Linked DNA regions of Homo sapiens: region 2 is linked to region 1. The links are chromatin loops, found by intact Hi-C in ENCODE. Cell type or tissue: mammary epithelial cell. All regions are shown on one strand. Links, peaks and the distances in the headings refer to the core of each region. The heading gives the core; the rest is flanking DNA. Region 1 has its middle 210 kb from the start of LINC00604. Region 2 has its middle 23 kb from the start of LINC00604.

Region 1 (2,930 bases), core at 134-2,633:
ATTTTCATGGTTATTTGAAGGAGAAAGCAGATAGATTAATGGAAAAGAAAGATAATGGGCCAGGCATGGTGGCTCACACCTATAATCCCAGCACTTTCGGAGGCCAAGACAAGCAGATCAGTTGAGGTCAGGAGTTCAAAACCAGCCTGGCCAACATGGTGAAACCCCATCTCTACTAAAATATATATATATATATACAAAAATTAGCCAAGCGTGGTGGTGCGTGCCTGTAGTCCCACCTACTTGGGAGACTGAGGTGGGAGAATTGCTTGATCCTGGGAGGCGGAGGTTGTAGTGAGATGAGATCACACCACTGCATTCTGGCCTGGGCAATAGAGTGAGAATTTATCTCAAAAAAAATAAAAATTAAATAAGAACAAGAAAGATCATGACTTTGAGATAAACTCTTATGTTAGACCTGCAAGGAGCTTCAGACATCTGTATTAGTCCATTCTCATGTTGCTATGAAGAAATACCCAAGATTGGGTAATTTACAAAGAAAAGAGGTTTAGTCCAGGCGCGGTGGCTCACGCCTGTAATCCCAGCACTTTGGGAGGCTGAGGCGCGCAGATCACGAGGTCAGGAGATCCAGACCATCCTGGCTAACACAGTGAAACCCCGTCTCTACTAAAAATACAAAAACAAAATTAGCCGGGCGTTGGGGCGGGCGCCTGTAGCCCCAGCTACCTGGGAGGCTGAGGCAGGAGAATGACGTGAACCTGGGAGGCAGAGCTTGCAGTGAGCAGAGATCATGCCACTGCACTCCAGAGCCTGGGTAACAGAGCAAGACTCCATCTCAAAAAAAAAAAAAAAAAAAAAAAAAAGAAAGAAAGAAAAGAAAAGAGGTTTAATTGACTCACAGTTCCCCATGACTGGGGAAACCTCAGGATACTTACAATCATGGCAGAAGGCACCTCTTCACAGGGCGGCAGGAGAGAGAATGAGCACAAGCAGGGGAAATGCCAGAAGTTCATAAAACCATCAAATCTTATGAAATTCATTTATCACGAGAACAGCATGGGGGAAACCACTCCCATGATTCAATTACCTCCACCTGGTCCCTCCCACAACATGCAGGGATTATGGGAACTACAATTCAAGATAAGATTTAGGTGGGGACACAGCAAAACTATATCAACATCTAATCCATCCTCTTTGCTTTACACATGAGGAACCCAAAACTGGTAAATTGAGTGTCTAATTCAAGATCATGCACCTAACTGCTGACCCACTACACTGGTTGACCCAGGACTTGGAGGTAGTGGGATGGGGAAAACGATAACCAATGGGAGGGAAGAAGACAGTTCTCAGTGCAAATACTGGGAAAATCCTGGGTGAGCCAGCATGAGTCATCCTATGTTGACAGCACCAGTCAGAGTCAACATACCTCCTGACTCCTCATCCAGTCTGGTGCTCTTTCTTCAAGGGCATGTTTTCTCAGACAGACAGCTCTCTACTCTGAGAGATCTTATAAGCCCACTTTCCAATGACTGCTCTCTGGATGAGAATTTTCCAAAATGCAAATTACCTTGTGAGTTAATTTTATTATATGAATAAATACTTATATTTCAAGACCTTACATTAGTTTTTTCCTATGAGTCAATAATTTTACCATGATATTTAACATAAACCTAACATCTTATCACTTTTCTTCTCATTTATCAAATTAATTCCAGTGAGACTTAAGTTTTTAAATATACTGAACAGACGTTTGCTACAGCATGCTGCTATGGAATAGGTATGTGGTCTTCAGAGTCTTTGTTATCACTGAAATAATCCACACTAGAAACACAAAAACATGAAAACTGTTTTATGTGACTAATCCACCACATTCCCTAGAGGCTGCTGTTCTTATTTCATCACAAACACAAAGTTATTGATATGGAATTCATTTCTTCCTGCTTACTTTAACCAACTACCTACCTAGCCACATGGCCATTATAGAGTTAAAATCTACCATGAGAAAGAAATAGAGCCCTTCATGGCCTAAGGCCATGTGGGGTTTCTTTGTGTTTTGTTTTGTTTTTAACATTGATCTATTTTTTAATTAACAAATAAAATTATATATATTATGCACAGCATTTTATTTTAGAAATATGTATACATTATGGAATGACGCGAGCTAATTAGCGTATGTATTACCTGACATACTTATCATTTTTTAATGTACATGATCTTATTTTATTTTATTTTTTATTTTAAGTTCTGGGATACATGTGCAGAACATGCAGGTTTGTTATGTAGGTCTACATGTGCCATGGTAGTTTGCTGTACTTATTGACCCATCATCTAGGTTTCCTCCCCTTGCCCTGCACCCCCCCAACAGGTCCCAGCATGTCTTGTTCCCCTCCCTGTGTCCATATGTTTTCATTGTTTAGCTCCCACTTATGAGGGAGGACATATGATGTTTGGCTTTTTGTTCCAGTGTTACTTTGCTGAGGATGATGGCTTCCAGCTTCATCCATGTCCCTGCAAAGGACATGATCTTATTCCTTTTTATGGCTGCATAGTATTCCATGGTGTATATATACCACATTTTCTTTATCCAGTCTATCACTGATGGGCATTTGGGTTAGTTTCATGACTTTGCTATTGTGAATAGTGCTGTACTAAACATATGTGTGCATGTGTCTTTATAGTAGAATGGTTTATATTCTTTTGGGTATATACTCAGTAATGGGATTGCTGGCTCAAATGGTATTTCTGGTTCTAGATCCTTGAGGAATCACCACATTGTCTTCCACAATAGTAGAACCAATTTACACTCCTACCAACAGTGTAAAACTGTTCCTATTTCTCCACAGCCTCGCCAGCATCTATTGTTTCCTGACTTTCTAATAATCGCCATTCCGACTGGTGTGAGATGGTATCTCATTGTGGTTTTGGTTTGGATTTCTTTAATGATCGGGGATGTTGAGCTTTTTTTCATG
Region 2 (2,930 bases), core at 129-2,628, 230 kb before region 1:
CCTTGAGATATGAGGCTGTACCGTTCACAGCAAAGTGTAATTAAAGCTATGTGCTTTGTAATCTGTTCTGGTGTAGTTTTGTATATTCATCTTGCTCAGGTAGACTTTCTCAATTATTTGTGGTTGTGAGGGTTACTGATAGTACATTTATTAAGTATTGTATTCGTTTCCTCTTGCTGCTATGAAAGATTACCACAAATTCAGTGGCTTAAAACAACTCGTTTGTTATCTTACAGTTCTAAAGGTAAGAAATCCACAGTGCATCTCACTGGGCTAAAATCAAGGTGTTAGCAGAATTGCATTCCTTCTGGAGGTTCTAAGAGAGAATCAAATTCTTGCCTTTTCCAACTTCTAGATGCTACCTGAGCTCCATGGCTCATGGTCCTGCCTCACTGCAACTTCTGCTTCCCTAGCAATATTTCTTTCCCTGTGACGTATTTCAGGTTCCAGGGACCAGGATGTGGACGTCTTTGGCACGGGGTCATTATTCTGCCTATCAAAAAAATACTTAATATGTACTGAGCACTCTTCTAAATTATTTTATTAATTTAGCTAATCTGCCAACCACAGATTAGGTAGTAAAGTACATAGTATTATATTTTCCATTGTAAAGATGAGGAAACTGAGTTACAAAAGGTTAGAATTCTAGAAAGCGGTGAAGCTGATACATATACCTACCAGGCTCAAGTAGCCAATCTTTAGCCTTATACCATACTGCCTCTTTGAAAATAAAAATAGCATGGAAAATTAGAAGACAAAGATGTACCCAAACCTCATTTTAATCAATAATGTCATACATTCCAAGTATAGCTTTTGCAAGACCGAAGATTGGAAGTGGCATTTGCTGTTTTGATTCTCAATTATTCAGCAATTAGTTACTGATTGCCAAGAATTGGGATAAATGTTGAGAATTCACAAAGTCCCTGCCTTTAAGGATCTGCTTAGAAAAATAAAATGAAAACATTTAAAAACCACTAGAAAACATTACAAAAGTATATGCACTCAAATGCTAAGTGGAATAACACTTTATTTTTTTAGTGGAGTTCAAGAGACAAATCCAGGCACCGTCAGTGCTTAAATGTAAGTTCTCCAAAAAAAGCAAAATAGGAGAATCAGCCAGGTGCATGGGCAAACTATAGACTGCATTTCTATGTGTTGGTAGCTGTTATGTTTATTCATTCTTAACCTTCATTACAATGGGAGTTATTTCATAGTCAAATTACAGTAGTCCCCCCATCCTCGGGTAGATCTTCTGAGACAGCAGATAATACTAAACCCAATGGCTGTCAATCAGAACACATTTCTGTTCATTTTCCACCTACCACTTTAATGCCTTTTCCATCTTAACTAAGCACGTATCATGCACTGTGGCTGTAATTTTTGTATTTTGTTGCGTGACAGCAACTCTGGTACAAATTACTTTTTCGCTCTTTGCAATTTCATGGACAGAAAATTTCTTCCTACCATAGATCTTAGCAACCTCAAAATAAATGTTTTCCCCTCTCCTTATTAAGTCCAAAACTATCACCTTTTCACTTAATGGAAGCACTTTCTCTTTGGTATACCTGAAACACCATCATCACTACTCTGCACTTTGGGGTTATTATTAAGTAAAATTAGGGTTACTTGAACACAAGCACTGTGATACCGTAACAGTCAATCTGATCACTCATATGGCTACCAAGTGATTCATGGGCAAGGAGTATTTACAGCCTGGAGATGCTGTACAAATGGATGGACATGCACCAGGATGATGAGAGATTTCATCGCAGTATTCCAAATGACGTGTATCTTAAAATTTATAAGTTGTTTACTTATGAAATTTTAAATGTAATAGTTTTAGATTGTGGTTGACTGTGAGTAACCGAAACCATGGAAAGTGAAACCACAAATAAAAGAGCACTACCATAGGGATTTTTGCTAAAATTAAAGGGGTACAAGTGCAATTTTGTTATGTGCATATATTGCTAAGTGGTGAAATCTTGGCTTTTAATGTATTTATCATCCAACTAATGTAAATTGTACCTGTTAAGTAATTTCTCATCATCTTCCCTGCTTCTGCCCACCCACCCCTCTGAGTCCCTAGTGTCTAACATTGCACACTCTTTGTCCATGTGTACACATTATTTAGCTCCCCTCTATAAGTGAGAACATGTAGTACTTGACTCCATTTCTGAGTTATTTCACTTAAGATGATGGCCTCCGGTTCCATCCATGTTGCTGCAAAATACATGATTTCATTCTTTTTTATGGCTGAATAGTATTCCATGGTGGATTGATCTATCTATCTATCTATCTGTCTATCTATCTATCTATCACATTTTCTTTATCCATTCTTCCACTGACGGGCATTTAGTTTGTTTCCATATCTTTGCTATTGTGCATATTGCTGCTATAAGCATACGAGTGCAGGTATATTTTTGATATAATGATTTATTTTCCTTTGGATGGATACCCAGTAGTGGGATTGCCAGGTTGAGTGGTAGTTATGTTTTTAGTTCTTTGGACATCTCCATACTGTTTTCCAAGGAGGCTGCACTAATTTACATTCTCATCAATAGTGTAGGAGTGTTCCCTTTTCTCAACATCCTTGCCAATATCTGTTTTTTGACCTCTTAATAATTGCCATTCTGACTGGTGTAAGATGATATCTCATTGCGATTTTAATTTGCACTTCTCTGATGGTCAGTGATATGGTTTGAATGTTTGTCCTCTCCAAATCTCATGTTTAAATGTGATCTCCAGTATCGAGGGTGGGCCTGGTGGATGAACAACTTGGTGCTTTCCTCATGGTAATGAGTGAGTTCTCTCTCATGGTTCACTCAAGAGCTGCTTATTTAAAGGAGCCTGGTGCCTCTTCCTCTCTTTCTTGCTCCCTCTCTTGACTTGTGACTCACTAGCTCCCCCTTCACCTTCTGCCATGAGTGGAA

What was found. Peaks named below come from ENCODE experiments on the same cell type or tissue, not always from the same donor. Only the 100,000 strongest peaks of a DNase experiment are listed, where the experiment ranks them.
Region 2: a loop joins it to region 1, with 23 times the contacts of the local background. A loop is called at or near these places in 2 of 110 quality-filtered maps.

Annotation. Positions count from the first base shown.
Region 1 is chr5:40,445,778-40,448,707 of GRCh38, forward strand. No RefSeq gene overlaps it. Among named protein-coding and RNA genes, the nearest start is that of LINC00604, 210 kb to the left of the region's middle. In mammary epithelial cell, for the core only: no CTCF peak of the experiment used is centred there; a DNase peak (open chromatin) is centred at 1,334; H3K27ac peaks cover 1,186 bases.
Region 2 is chr5:40,215,978-40,218,907 of GRCh38, forward strand. No RefSeq gene overlaps it. Among named protein-coding and RNA genes, the nearest start is that of LINC00604, 23 kb to the right of the region's middle. In mammary epithelial cell, for the core only: no CTCF peak of the experiment used is centred there; no DNase peak of the experiment used is centred there.